Linked DNA regions of Homo sapiens: region 1 is linked to region 2. Evidence: chromatin loops called from intact Hi-C (ENCODE). Cell type or tissue: K562. All regions are shown on one strand. Each heading gives the region's core, and the rest is flanking DNA. Links, peaks and the distances in the headings are about the cores only.

What was found. Hi-C counts contacts between places; a loop is a spot of excess contacts. Peaks named below come from ENCODE experiments on the same cell type or tissue, not always from the same donor. Only the 100,000 strongest peaks of a DNase experiment are listed, where the experiment ranks them.
Region 1: a loop joins it to region 2, with 2.8 times the contacts of the local background. A loop is called at or near these places in 2 of 110 quality-filtered maps.

The regions. Positions count from the first base shown.
Region 1 is chr17:75,003,809-75,009,840 of GRCh38, reverse strand. CDR2L (cerebellar degeneration related protein 2 like) reads right to left here. Exons shown (of 5, transcript NM_014603.3): 5 at 4,041-6,032. The coding sequence ends at 5,767. Among named protein-coding and RNA genes, the nearest start is that of MRPL58, 5.8 kb to the left of the region's middle. In K562, for the core only: a CTCF peak has its summit at 2,941 (motif pointing right); a DNase peak (open chromatin) is centred at 2,970.
Region 2 is chr17:74,920,264-74,926,295 of GRCh38, reverse strand. It overlaps USH1G (USH1 protein network component sans), which reads left to right and starts at 3,041. Exons shown (of 3, transcript NM_173477.5): 1 at 3,041-3,386; 2 at 5,625-6,032. The coding sequence starts at 3,223. OTOP2 (otopetrin 2) reads right to left here and starts at 2,023. Exons shown (of 7, transcript NM_178160.3): 1 at 1,963-2,023; 2 at 1,351-1,696; 3 at 604-740. The coding sequence starts at 1,663. RefSeq lists a silencer at 1,904-2,087. In K562, for the core only: a CTCF peak has its summit at 2,605 (motif pointing left); DNase peaks (open chromatin) are centred at 1,664, 2,595 and 2,975; H3K4me3 peaks cover 1,620 bases; H3K27me3 peaks cover 1,261 bases.

The DNA.
Region 1 (6,032 bases), core at 1,736-4,235, 83 kb before region 2:
CTGCAACCTCGGCCTCCCCGGCTCAAGCTATCCTCCCACCTCAGCCTCCCAAGTAGCTGGGATTACTGGCATGTGCTGGATAATTTGTGTATTTTTGTAGAGACAAGGTTTCTTGTCTCTACCAGCCCAGGCTGGTCTTGAACTCCTGGGCTCAAGCAATCCACTTACCTTGGCCTCCCAAAGTGCTGGGATAATAAGCATGAGCCACTATGCCCAGCCGAGTTTGAATATTTCTATGTGACCTTGAATTACTAACCTGACCTCTAAGTTTTTGTATCCTCATCAGTAAAATGGAGATTTTATAGTCATCTCATAAAGTTCCTGAGGATAGTAAACACATATAAAACACTTAACACAGTGCTTGGCATGAAGTCAGCAGGCAACAAAAATTAGCTGCTGCTAAGGGATGCTATGTGCATGCAGGTTCCTTAAGGGACACTTTTCTTTCAGACACCTGATTACTGTTGTCTTTTTTCCTCTGTAGCCCTGGAGTGGGAAATCCAGTCTGACGAGCTGTATTCCAACCCTCTTTCCTTCTTCCCTGAGGGGATGGGCAGCACAGAGCTGCCCACCTCTCCCTGGAAAGTACTTCCTTCATTGCTACCCCTTATCTGCCTGGTCCCCTAAAACTGAGGCCACCCCCCAGCTCTCAGCTCAGGATCCCCAGGGAGGGCAGAGGCAGGTCTGTTTGGCTAGCTGCCCTCCCTAAGTGGGGTGGTGGGTTTGGCCCTGGGAGAGGAGAAGGGTGCCAGTTCAGGGGAGGAGAGAATGGGGCAGGGGCCGGGGGGCGGGGAGGAGCTCCCTGCAGCAGGGAGTATCTGTCCACAGAGCAAGGACAAAGTGGTGATCAGGAGGGAAGAAGGGAAAGAAAGGAGGGAAGAAGGGAAAGAAATGCATCCAGAGGGCGGTTTAGAAAGCTGAGGGAGGCCAGGCATGGTGGCTTACTCCTGTAATCCCGGCACTTTGGGAGGCCAATGTGGGAGGATCATTTGAGCCCAGGAGTTCAAGACCAGCCTGGACAATATAGCAAGACCTGGTCCCTACAAAAAATTAAAAAAAAAAAAATTAGCCAGCATAGTCCCAGCTACTGGAGAGGCTGAAGAGAGAGGATCACTTTAGCCCAGGAGCTGGAGGCCGAGTAAGCTACAGTTGTGCCACTGCACTCCAACCTGGGCAACAGAGCAAGACCCTGTCTAAAAAAAAAAAAAAAAAGGCTGAGGGAGAAAAGGGTGGCTGGATTCACGCCACGGCTTCCTTCGTCTCTCAGGTGTGACTGCTCCATGTGGTCACCACCACCTGCTCCCCATCCTGGTGACGACAGGTGACAACAGGATGGGAAAACCCAACAGCCACTTGCACGCTGCCCTTGTAAAAGCCCCATGCTGTTCAGTTGATGTACTAAGCACAGCAGTTTGGGGCCCAGCCTTGGGCTTGCCACACCACACTTTTTTTTTTTTTTTTTTGAGACTGAGTCTCACTCTGTCGCCAGGCTGGAGTGCAGTGGTGTGGTCTAGGCTCACTGTAACCTCAGCCTCCTGAGTTCAAGCAACTCTTGTACCTCAGCCTCCGGAGTAGCTGGGATTACAGGTACACACCATCATGCCTGGCTAATTTTTGTGTTTTTAGTAGAGATGGGGTTTTGCCATGTTGGCCAGGCTGGTCTCCAACTCCTGGGCTCAAGTGATCCTCCTGCCTCCGCCTCCCAAATTGCTGGGATTACAGGCATGAGCCACCATGCCCAGCCCCACACCACACTTTCCTCCCCTCCTGAGTTCAAGGGAAGTTGTTCCCCATCAGGACATTTGGGGAAGGAGTTTTGGGGAGAAGCCTGCATTTCCCCCCAGTTCCAGCTGGCCCCTGAGTCTACCTCCCTTAGAAGACTTTGGAAGCTTTTCCACAGACTCAGGTTGTGTGGGCTGGTGGAACTGGAGTCCACAGAGCTGCCTTTTTTTGTCTGGAGACGAGAGAGTGAAGCTAGCAAGAAACCCCTCAAAGATTCAGGAGCATTTTCCTCTCTGGTTTTGGAAGTCCCCCATCGGAAAGGTCCACCCAGGCTGCTGGTGCGAGAAGGGGTGGGTAGCGTTGGCAGTGTGAGGCGAAGGAAGATACCCTAGAGGTGCCCCCTTTGATCAGGATCCACAGTCCTGTTTCTAGGCTTCCAGTATCTGAGCTTGGACAGCAATTCTTTTTTGAGACGGAGTCTCACTCTGTCGCCCAGGCTGGAGTGCAGTGGCGCGATCTAAGCTCACTGCAAGCTCCGCCTCCCAGGTTCACACCATTCTCCTGCCTCAGCCTCCCGAGTAGCTGGGACTAAAGGCGGCCACCGCCATGCCTGGCTAATTTTTTCTTGGACAGCAATTCTTAAGTTCAGGATGGACATTACTAAATCTGGAGAGGGCTGAGTGGAGCATGGGAAGTTTGAAAAACCGCTATCATTTTGCTTTTTTTTTTTTTTTGACGGAGTCTTGCTCTGTCACCCAGGTTGGAGGGCAGTGGTGCGATCTCGGCTCACTGCAACCTCTTCTTCCCGGTTCAAGTGATCCTCCCACCTCAACCTCCTAAGTAGCTAGGATTTTTGTATTTTTAGTAGAGACAGGGTTTTACCATGTTGGCCAGGCTGGTCTCGAACTCTTGATGTCACATGATCTGCCTGCCTCAGCCCCCCAAAGTGCTGGGATTACAGGCATGAGCCACCTCGCCCGGCCTATCATTTTGCATTGAGGAAAACAGAAAACCCAACGGATTGACGGCACTTCCAGAACAAGAGGGAGGCTGGTGTAATCTTGGTGATGGGGACCCCTCCAGAAGATGAACCCCTCTATGTACCGTCCTCTGTATAACATGGGGAGGAGACAGATATCTGAGGAAGAATGGGAGTGGTGAGGTTTTTCATGTATATGGAAGAGAGATATGGGGTTTATCAGCTTGAAAAACACCAGGAGATGGCCCTCTTGTCATTCCTGTGACTGTCCTGTGTCATCAATGGGTGGCTCACCAAGGGCAGGTCAACTTCCCCATCCCTCATGGTCCTTCAGGGCATCAGTCTGGCCCTGGACTTCCTGCCGTGGCGTCTCATTGCACTTAGGAGGCCCGAGCTCCCCTGAACCTTCCGGGCTCTTAGGAGCCTGGCCTCCACCCTCTGTTCTGGCCACCCCCCACTGCCCCAGCTGCTCCCTGGGCCTCCACTTATCTTCCCGTTGGTTCCTCCTCAGCCTTCTGGTTTCAGCTTCATCATCACCTCTCCAGAGGTGCCCTGACCACCCTCGCTTAGCATTTCTCAATCTTTTTTTTCCATGATCGCTCCCCCTTCCTACCTCAAAGAGCCTATTTAGACATTTTCTCCGAATTGCTCCCCCAGGAATTTTAGTAACACTGTATATCTCTTCATGTGCTGTATTTATATATCTAGATATGATTTTTTGAGACAGGGTCTCGCTCTGTTGCCCAGGCTGGAGTGCAGTGGTATGATCATAGTTCACTTCAGCTTTGACCTCCCAGGCTCGTGATCCTCCCACCTCAGCCTCCTGAGTAGCTGGGACTACAAATGCACACCACCATGCTCTGCTAATTTTCAAAAAATGTTTTGTAGAAAGGGGGTCTTGCTATGTTGCCCAGGCTGGTCTCAAACTTCTGGGCTCTAGCAATCCACTTTGGCCTTCCAAAGGGCTGGGATTACAGGCATGAGCCACCGCGCCAGGCCGATTTTTTTTTTTTTTTTAACTTGGTTCACCCTGTTGGGCCCACGTGCTCTAGCTGAGGTAGCACTACCCTCTTGCCCCGATTTTTCCATCATGCCGTATCTTTTGTTTGTTTATTTTGGGTGGATCTCCCCACACCAGAATATAAACTCCAAGGGAAGAGGGGCCCTGCTGGCTTGTTCACCATGTATCCCTAGCTGGCCCTCAATAAATATAGAAACTTCTGCCAGAGCCTGCTATTTGGAGCTGTTCAGTCTCAGGGAAGTGGGACACAGGATGTTACCCTCTCCCATGGCTGGGCGTGACGCGAGGCAGGTGTGTGAGATGCACAGAGATGGGCCATTTTTGCTTTTAGAATACTGGTGCATTTTTTATTAAAGAAGAGAATAAAGCATTTGTAAATATATTTCTCTCACGTATACTTCAAAGGTGACGCTGGTCTGCCACTACAGAGCTGGGGAGCAGACAGGCTGGAGCTCTTCCCCCAACCCTTCCACACTCCTCTCCCCCAGATAACAGACACACACGGAGGGCAGGGAGCTGCCTAGCCTCAAAGGACAAAAGTTTCCCAGTTGCACGTACAGAAGGACTCAGTCGCCACCAGCTCCCATCACAGTGCCGCCCGGAAAGCAGGTGGTGTCTCCAGGAGGTCAGGGATGCTTGGTAAGAAAACCCCTTTACCCATTAGAAATAAATAAGGCATGAAGGTTCCCACTGGGATCCCGGTGCAGAGGCCAGGGCCCCCCCGCCTTCCACTGACTGTATGGCTCTTCTGGTTTCTAAGGTCTCAGGAAGGGCGGCAGAAGGAACCAGAAGCCCTGAAGGGCTGCTCAGGGCAAGCTGGGGACCTGGGTGTCTCTTAGCTGAACTTGACTTTCTGACATCTTGAAGCAAAACTCCTGACGCAGCTGGGTCCTCAAAAGCCCCCCACAAAGGTGGGAGGTGAAGAGCAGGCATTTTATGGGAGGGAGGGAGGGAGCATGTTCCTCAGCCCCATCCCAATACAACACGATGCAGCATGGGGCGAAAACCCCAGTCCCCAGTGAAGGGGAGGCAGGGGTGGACATTGGGACCACCGGCTGGTGGTGCATGTCCAGAACATTCTGGGGGCTGCAGACATGACCTGTGCCAGGGTTGGCCTGTGGGGAGCGTGGAGTGACTGAGACATCATGGTCCCTGAGATGGGGGCAAGCACAGAGACGGGAGTCAGAGGCCAAGCTTGGTTAGTTGGTGGCGGTGTGAAGGGATGGGGGCTCCCCACTGCCCCGGCCCCTGGAAAGCTTAAGGCCCAGCAGGCATTTCTGGGGTTGGAAGCCAAGGAGACAAGCTCTGAGCGAAACTGCACCACTCTGCTGAGGGGCTCCTTCTCCTCCTCCTCTGACTGGCTACAGATCTGCGGTGGGCCAAGAGTATCCAGGGAGAAACCTGTCCCTGGCAGGGCTGGAGCAGGGACACTCCAGGCCCAGCTGAGGCTTCCTGCTCTGCATGGCAGGGGACATCTCTGACCTGGTCAGGACCCTGGAGGTGGGACAGCTGGTGCTAAGGGAATGTCAGCGCATCAGGGTTGGGGAGAAGCAGTGGGTGGTCCAGGAAACCCCTGAAACAGCTGGCCCTGGGGTCCCCTTTCAAGTGTTTCCAGTTGTGGCAAGGGGTCAAGGAGACCTTGCATTGCAAATCTCTTAGAAAAAACAAACTTAACCAAAAAAAAAAAAAAAGCCAACTGATCCAGAATGGCTTTCAGAAGCCTGGTCACCAGTCTGAGGGTGAGGCGCAGGGTCAGGAAGCCAGGGGCTGGGGGAGCTGGGGGATCCCTGGGGTAGTGGGGACATTTGGCTTTGAACTCAGAGCTGCGCCTTTGGGCTGGCGCGAGGTGGCCAAGGGCTCCTGGGAGGCAGGACAGGTGGGCTGCCTCCGCTCAGCAGGGAACATGCTGCGTGCTTCCGGATCAGGAGGCCGCGTGCTGTGGTGGCAGGCCGCTAAAGGGCGCTCGCTCTCTGGAAGCTGCACCGCCCAGGCCTGAGGGACCCCACGGCTTCCACCCTGGGGGAGGCTGCAGGCCGGAGAAGGGTCACTTGCTGCTGTGCGTCTTGACTTTGGTGGCGTTGATGTCAGCCTTGGTCTTCTGGATCCTGGAGAAGATCTCTTTGAAGAGCGCCTTGTACTCGGGCTGGCTCTGTTCCAGCCGCTTGTCCACGGCCTCCACGTGCTGGCTCAGGCTCTTCTCTCCTGCCTTGACCTCACCCTGGCCCTCCTCACCCCCGCGCAGGTCCCTCCACGAGCTGTCCCGGGAGATGGGGCGCGAGGTCTGCACGCCGGCGTGCCGCACTCCGGCCC
Region 2 (6,032 bases), core at 1,159-3,658:
ACTGTGAAAACCTGGGCAGCAGGAGTGATGTTTCTGGGGAGGGCATCATCCATGGTGCCATTTTGGTCATGATAGAGGGCTGGGGGCTGTTCTGATCCCATCTAAGCCCAGTCCTGTCTCAGCTCAATCAGAAGATCTTTCAAAGTATTGTTTATGCAACAACAACTACAAAGTGAATGTTTGAGAAATCCCAGTTACAGGCTACCCTACTTTCCAAACAAATACAGCACAGAGGGACCAAGCTGGCAGGAGCCTGGGCTGACACAGAAGCCCCCTACGGGCACCCAAGAAGGGCAGGCCAGGTTCTAGGAGACAGGGCTGGCTGGCACAACTCACACCTCCTAGGTGTTAACTACTGGCACTGCTTAGGTTGAAATAACATTGCAGAGCTCCAAGTGGGAGCTCACGTTGGGATGTTACTTCATTATGAGGCGTTTCCACATTGATGGACTCCTGTGATGCTCTCTACAGCCCTGTCCCTGGTTTACTTAATAGCTCAGGATACGAGGCGGATGGAGCTCAGGTCTCCGACCCCTTGTTGGGTCCTTCCCAATGGCCAAGTGTTAGCTCCTTTCTTCCACACAGCGACACTCCTCCACCCACCTGGATGATGACAAACACAGCCTGGATGAGGGGGTGCAGGATCTTGATGGCTGACTGGCACTCAAAGAAACTGGAGTAGTAGCCGGTCTTGAAGACATCCATGATGAGGGTGCAGATTCCAAACAGCACCAGCCCACCTGGAAACCAGGGGTGGGTGGGTGGTGGTGGTGGATCAAAGAGGCAGGAGAGAAGGCCTGCCGAGCTGAGGACAGGCCCTGAGGATGGGAGGCTAGATGGGTGGGTGGATGGGTGAGTGAGTGCACTGTTGGATGGATCAATGGGGAGGGTGGGAGGACAGGTGGATAGGTGGATAGACAGACTGAAAGGTGAATGGGTGGATGGAAGGGTGAGTGTATGACTGAGTGGGTGGATGGATGGACCTGCTACCAAGCCCCCCTCTCTTTGGGGCTGTGTGGATACCGCAAAGGGCCCTGGCTGAGCTCTTTCAGTGGCTGCCATCTTCTGGTTCCTGCTCTCCATCAAAGGCCCTCCCTCAGCCAGCCTTCTCTAATCTTCAGACCGGGGGCAAAGAGGTCCCCTTCCATCCCTCTATTCATCCCTCCCCCAGGACCCCTTACCTTCCTCTTTTTCCCTAACTGCAGCCCACTTCACCCTCCGGTCCTCCTGGTCCTCCCTAGGGAGCCTCTCGCCCTCGTATGTCAATCTGCACTCTGCAACTCCTGCGAGAGCCCTAGCCTGCAGCTCCCTGTTGTGCCCACCCTACCTCGCCCCCACCTCCCCTGGCACCTCGGAGCCAGATGGGGCCAGCGTGCGCGTCCCGGTAGGGTACCGCGCAGGGGCAGCGCACGGTTCGGAGGAGGTAGAAGAGGATCCAGAGCGTTGCCAGCAGCATCATCGCAGTGAGCAGCGCGAACACGTCGGTGTCGTACACGGCCACCTTGTTGAAGGCTCCGCCGCTGATGAGCGTGCAGGCGAGGAGCAGCACGTTCACCGCCAGCAGCACCGACAGCAGGCGGCCACCCTTCTTCCACACCTCCCTGGGGCCCGCACGCGGCGCCGGGGGGCTCTCCTTGGGGCCCTGGGCCAGCTCCTCGGACATGGCGGAGGCGACTGGAGAAGGCTAGAGGGATCACTGTAGGGGAGGAGCGGACAAAACTCCAGGTCAACCCTGACGGCTCTCCTTCCCCCATCTCATCCCTAGACTTGGGGACTAGGGAGTTCCTGACCCGCAGGGTTGGGGCTTCGGGTGCTGGAGGAAGCGCTGGGAAAGGGGAAGAGAAAATGCGGAACCTGCCCCTCTCGCTGGATGGGAAGAAAGGAGAAGCGGCAGCACCCGGTTGGACCCCTCCAAGGTCCCCACTCCCCAAGTCCGACTGCCCTCCGGCCCGGGGCACCCACCTGGCTGGGCTTGGAGCCGGCGCTGAGCTGGGGGTCAGGGGACGGCGAGCGTCTCCTCTCTCCCACGCCGAGATGGACAGGCGCTTTATACCCAGGAGGACAGGGTGATTTACAGCTGCGGGAGTTTGGCTCCATAAAGCTCTCAGTCCCGCTCACATGATCCATCTTTCTCCAAGGTGAATTTAGGGAAGAGCCCGCTGGAGCCAGATAAGGCAAGATTCATATTTACCCTTTGAGAGGCGACCCCACTCCGTCACCCCGGTGCGGCCAGGCTCGGGCGCGGCCCCGCACTGCGGCACCTAGAGGGCACCCCGCCCCTGGTGCCCACCGCGCCCTGGCGCGCAGCATTCCAGGCGCCCAGAGCCCCGAGAGCTAAGCTCAAGAGACGTCCAAAAAGCCTGCGGGCACCCTGACGCCCTCCAGCCGCGGCGCACCCTGAATCCTGTGCTCCTGTGCTCCTGCCTGGGATGGCAACCCCAGTTCCCCTCTCCCCCACGGTCCTCGCAGTGATCCAAGCTCCCCTTTCCTCTATCCCACCGCCCTGCCCGCCCCCGCCGCCGGCCCGCGCTCCGTTGGACTCCGGGGCTTGGGTGCGAAGTTCCACGCGGCACGCGGAGCCGCTGCCAGTCCTCCAGCGCCCCCTGCTGGAGTGCGGTCGAGGGACTCCGTTCAGGCGGCGGCGGCCTGGCCCGTCCCACTCGCTGACCGAACCGCGGTCGGTCACGGTGCCCCTTCTTAGGTCCACTGTCCTGGGGCTCAGGACGGCTCCCCCACCCCGCCCTCCGGCACCCCTCCCCAGCTCTCGGTTCGTTCCACTGACAGGTGGAGAAATACGGAGCCACAGCGCCCCAGGCTCTAGTGAGGACAGATCTCTGACTGTCCCCGGACTGGGCGTCACAGTGCGCGGCCCCGGGGTGGGCACTTTTGAAGAGGAGGACAGGGCCTTGCGTGGGTCACCCTCGTGTATTGAGGTGCATGCAGGGTGTTTAGGACCCAGGGGAAGACCGGGGGCGGCTCCCTGGACAGCGGGAGATTTCGTCCCCCGCCCCCTCCGCCCCCGCCCCCGGGTGAGCGTTTCAGATGTCTTGGTAGTCGCGGCTCTGGCGCTCCGCACCCTCCGTCTGCGGCAGCGGGGGCTGGCGGCCCCGGCCCCTGCCCGGCCCCGTCCTCCAACCTCATGCCTCAGCCCTAATACCGCCGCCCTCCCCTGCGGGGGGCCTTTCTCCGTGTCCCCCGCCCGCCCCGTCCACTTCGGGCGCCATGAACGACCAGTACCACCGGGCAGCCCGGGATGGCTACCTGGAGCTCCTCAAGGAGGCCACCCGAAAGGAGCTGAATGCCCCCGACGAGGATGGCATGACCCCCACTCTCTGGGCTGCCTACCATGGCAACCTCGAGTCGCTGCGTCTCATTGTGAGCCGCGGGTGAGTACGCCCCACCCAGTGCCCTTGAGGCCCCTGAGACCACCCCAAACTTCCTCGTCCACCACTCCTCTGAGCTGCCTCCTTCCCCTGCAGACAGGCGGACCCTTAGACCCTGGCGTTTGTGGGAGAGACACATGTTGAGGGGACCCAAGCGGAGGCATCTGACACTTGTTAACACTTGTGACCTGGATCTGGGGCTAGGAGGGGAGAAACCGGGATTTGGGGGTTCCTGATTATGGGGGGTTGCTGCAGAGTGAGGGGAAGGTGGGAGAGATCCCCTGGCTGGGGTCCCCCTGGAAGCAAGAGTGAGGGGATAGTGAGACTCGGAGAGAAGGTTAGGAAGTCTCGAGGGGCCAGCAGTGGGGGCTAGAAAGGGAGGGGTCTCCACTGCCCACTCTCCAGCCTTGATCCAAAGGGCTCTGCCAGCCAGCACCCACGTTCTCCGGCAGGCTGGTGTCACACAGCGCTTGCCCTCAACCTGCTCATTTTGGGGATTTATGGACACTGTCCAGGGCGCCAAATGTCACTGATTCAGCCACTCCATTAACTCTCTCCAAGTCCCTCCCCCACAGCCGGGCACAGCTAAGCAATGGTGGAGGCTGTGATGTGGTCACCCTGAAGGGGCTTCTCTTCCCTCCCCCTCCCTTTGGAGTTGTCCTGGGTGGGGGGGTGGGCATACAGTGCAGGTGTCAGTGCCAGGGAAGGGGCCTGGAGGTGGCAGTTGAGCCACCTCCAGGACCAGAGCCACTGATATGGGTTCCTTGGGGCTAAAGTCAAATGACTGTGACCAACTCCCTCAGCCCCAGTGGCTTTATAAAGAGAAGTCAGGTTGGTCTGGGCATCAGGGCAGCCTGGACAGGACACCCCAGGAAGGTTGATATGAAGTCTCAGGTCATGGGAGAGAGGGCCAGGGGCTTAGCTGGCCCCGGTACCAGGTACTGGCCAGTGCCTGAACATGTAGTAGGTGCTGGAGACCCCTCCTTCTTGCCCTCTCCTTGGGCTGCTCCTTGGGCCCAGCATCAGGTGGGAGCAGCCTTGAAGCCTGGGCAGCTGAACCATGTCCCGTGAGGCCAAGGCTGGCTGGCCCTTCCCCACCCCAGGAGGGCACACAGTGACACTGTCCCTGCCATCCCTTCAGAGAGGCTCATGAGAGGAGGGGAAGAGGGCTCCCCTTGGGTACACCAAGCCCCAACTCCTCCAGAGACCAGGATTGGTGTTTGATGGGTTGTGGGTTGGGTGCTGGCAGGTCCTTCCCACACTGGCCTGCAGGACTTGGCGGCCAGGAGGGGAGGCCCAGGAAGGGGTGTGTGGGGAGCTGTTGAGACAAGGGAGTGATTCTTCCCCCAGCCCTGGGGGTTGGCCTTGTGGCCTCATTAGTGCAGGGCAGGGGTGCTGTGCTGGGCCCCCAAGGGAGGGAGAGCTCCGGAGGAGTCTTGGGAGCTTGCCCTGGGGGACACCCGTCTGGTGTGAAGGGTGCTTGTGGGGGCTGTCGGGGGTCCCTGGACAGGCTCAAGTGAGCCAGCCTTGCAGGGATACCAAAGAGGGGGCAACCTAGGGAAGGGAGGGCTTCGGAGCACGGGCAGCTGATTTCCCTCCTCCTCCCCTCCAGTCCTGGCTGCCCCCACACTCCCCTCCCCGCCCAGGCCAAGGCCCGACACCTCCTCTCACACTCGGGCTTGCCAGGGCTGGCCCTGCTCCCTGCAGACAGGGCCCTGCCTGCTGACATGCAAGCCCACACTTCACACACGCTCACCCGGGGCTGGGGCCCGGCACACACCACCCACTGGTCTGTTCTCTTTTACGGTCACTCGGCACACGCAGCCACACTCACCACCACGCCTGCCTAGAGACCCAGACGCGGCCCTGGCCCACCAGCGCTCTGGGCCAGCTCTGTGCTGGGCCCCATCAATAATTTACTCCCTTCTCTCAGGGCATCAAATATTCATCCCCTGAGATTCCCAGCCCTCAGTTAGCTTGGGGAAGGCCCCGCCCCAGTCCCGCCTTCTCTGTCACCCCACCCCCTGCATGCCTGAGGCCATTTTCCCCTGGGCTCACCCCTGGGCTCACCTGTTGGGTGGCTCAGGCCTGCAGGTCTCCTGGAGTGGGAGAGATCTCAGGCCCACGGTCCCTTTGGGGGTTGCTGTGACAGTGGGGAAGCTCCCCTCCCCCCTCCACTCCCTCCACCTCCATCCCCAGCCAGGACTCGTCACTCGTCCCTCCTGAATGCTTTCCCTGCAGGGGTGACCCGGACAAGTGTGACATCTGGGGCAACACACCCCTGCATCTGGCAGCTTCCAATGGCCACTTGCACTGCCTGTCCTTCCTGGTGTCCTTCGGAGCCAACATCTGGTGCCTAGACAACGACTACCACACGCCGCTGGACATGGCTGCCATGAAGGGCCACATGGAATGCGTGCGCTACCTGGACTCCATCGCGGCCAAGCAGAGCAGCCTCAACCCCAAGCTGGTGGGTAAGCTGAAGGACAAGGCCTTCCGCGAGGCGGAGCGGCGCATCCGCGAGTGCGCCAAGCTGCAGCGGAGGCACCACGAACGCATGGAGCGGCGATACCGGCGCGAGCTGGCCGAGCGTTCCGACACCCTCAGCTTCTCCAGCCTCACGTCCAGCACCCTGAGCCGCCGGCTGCA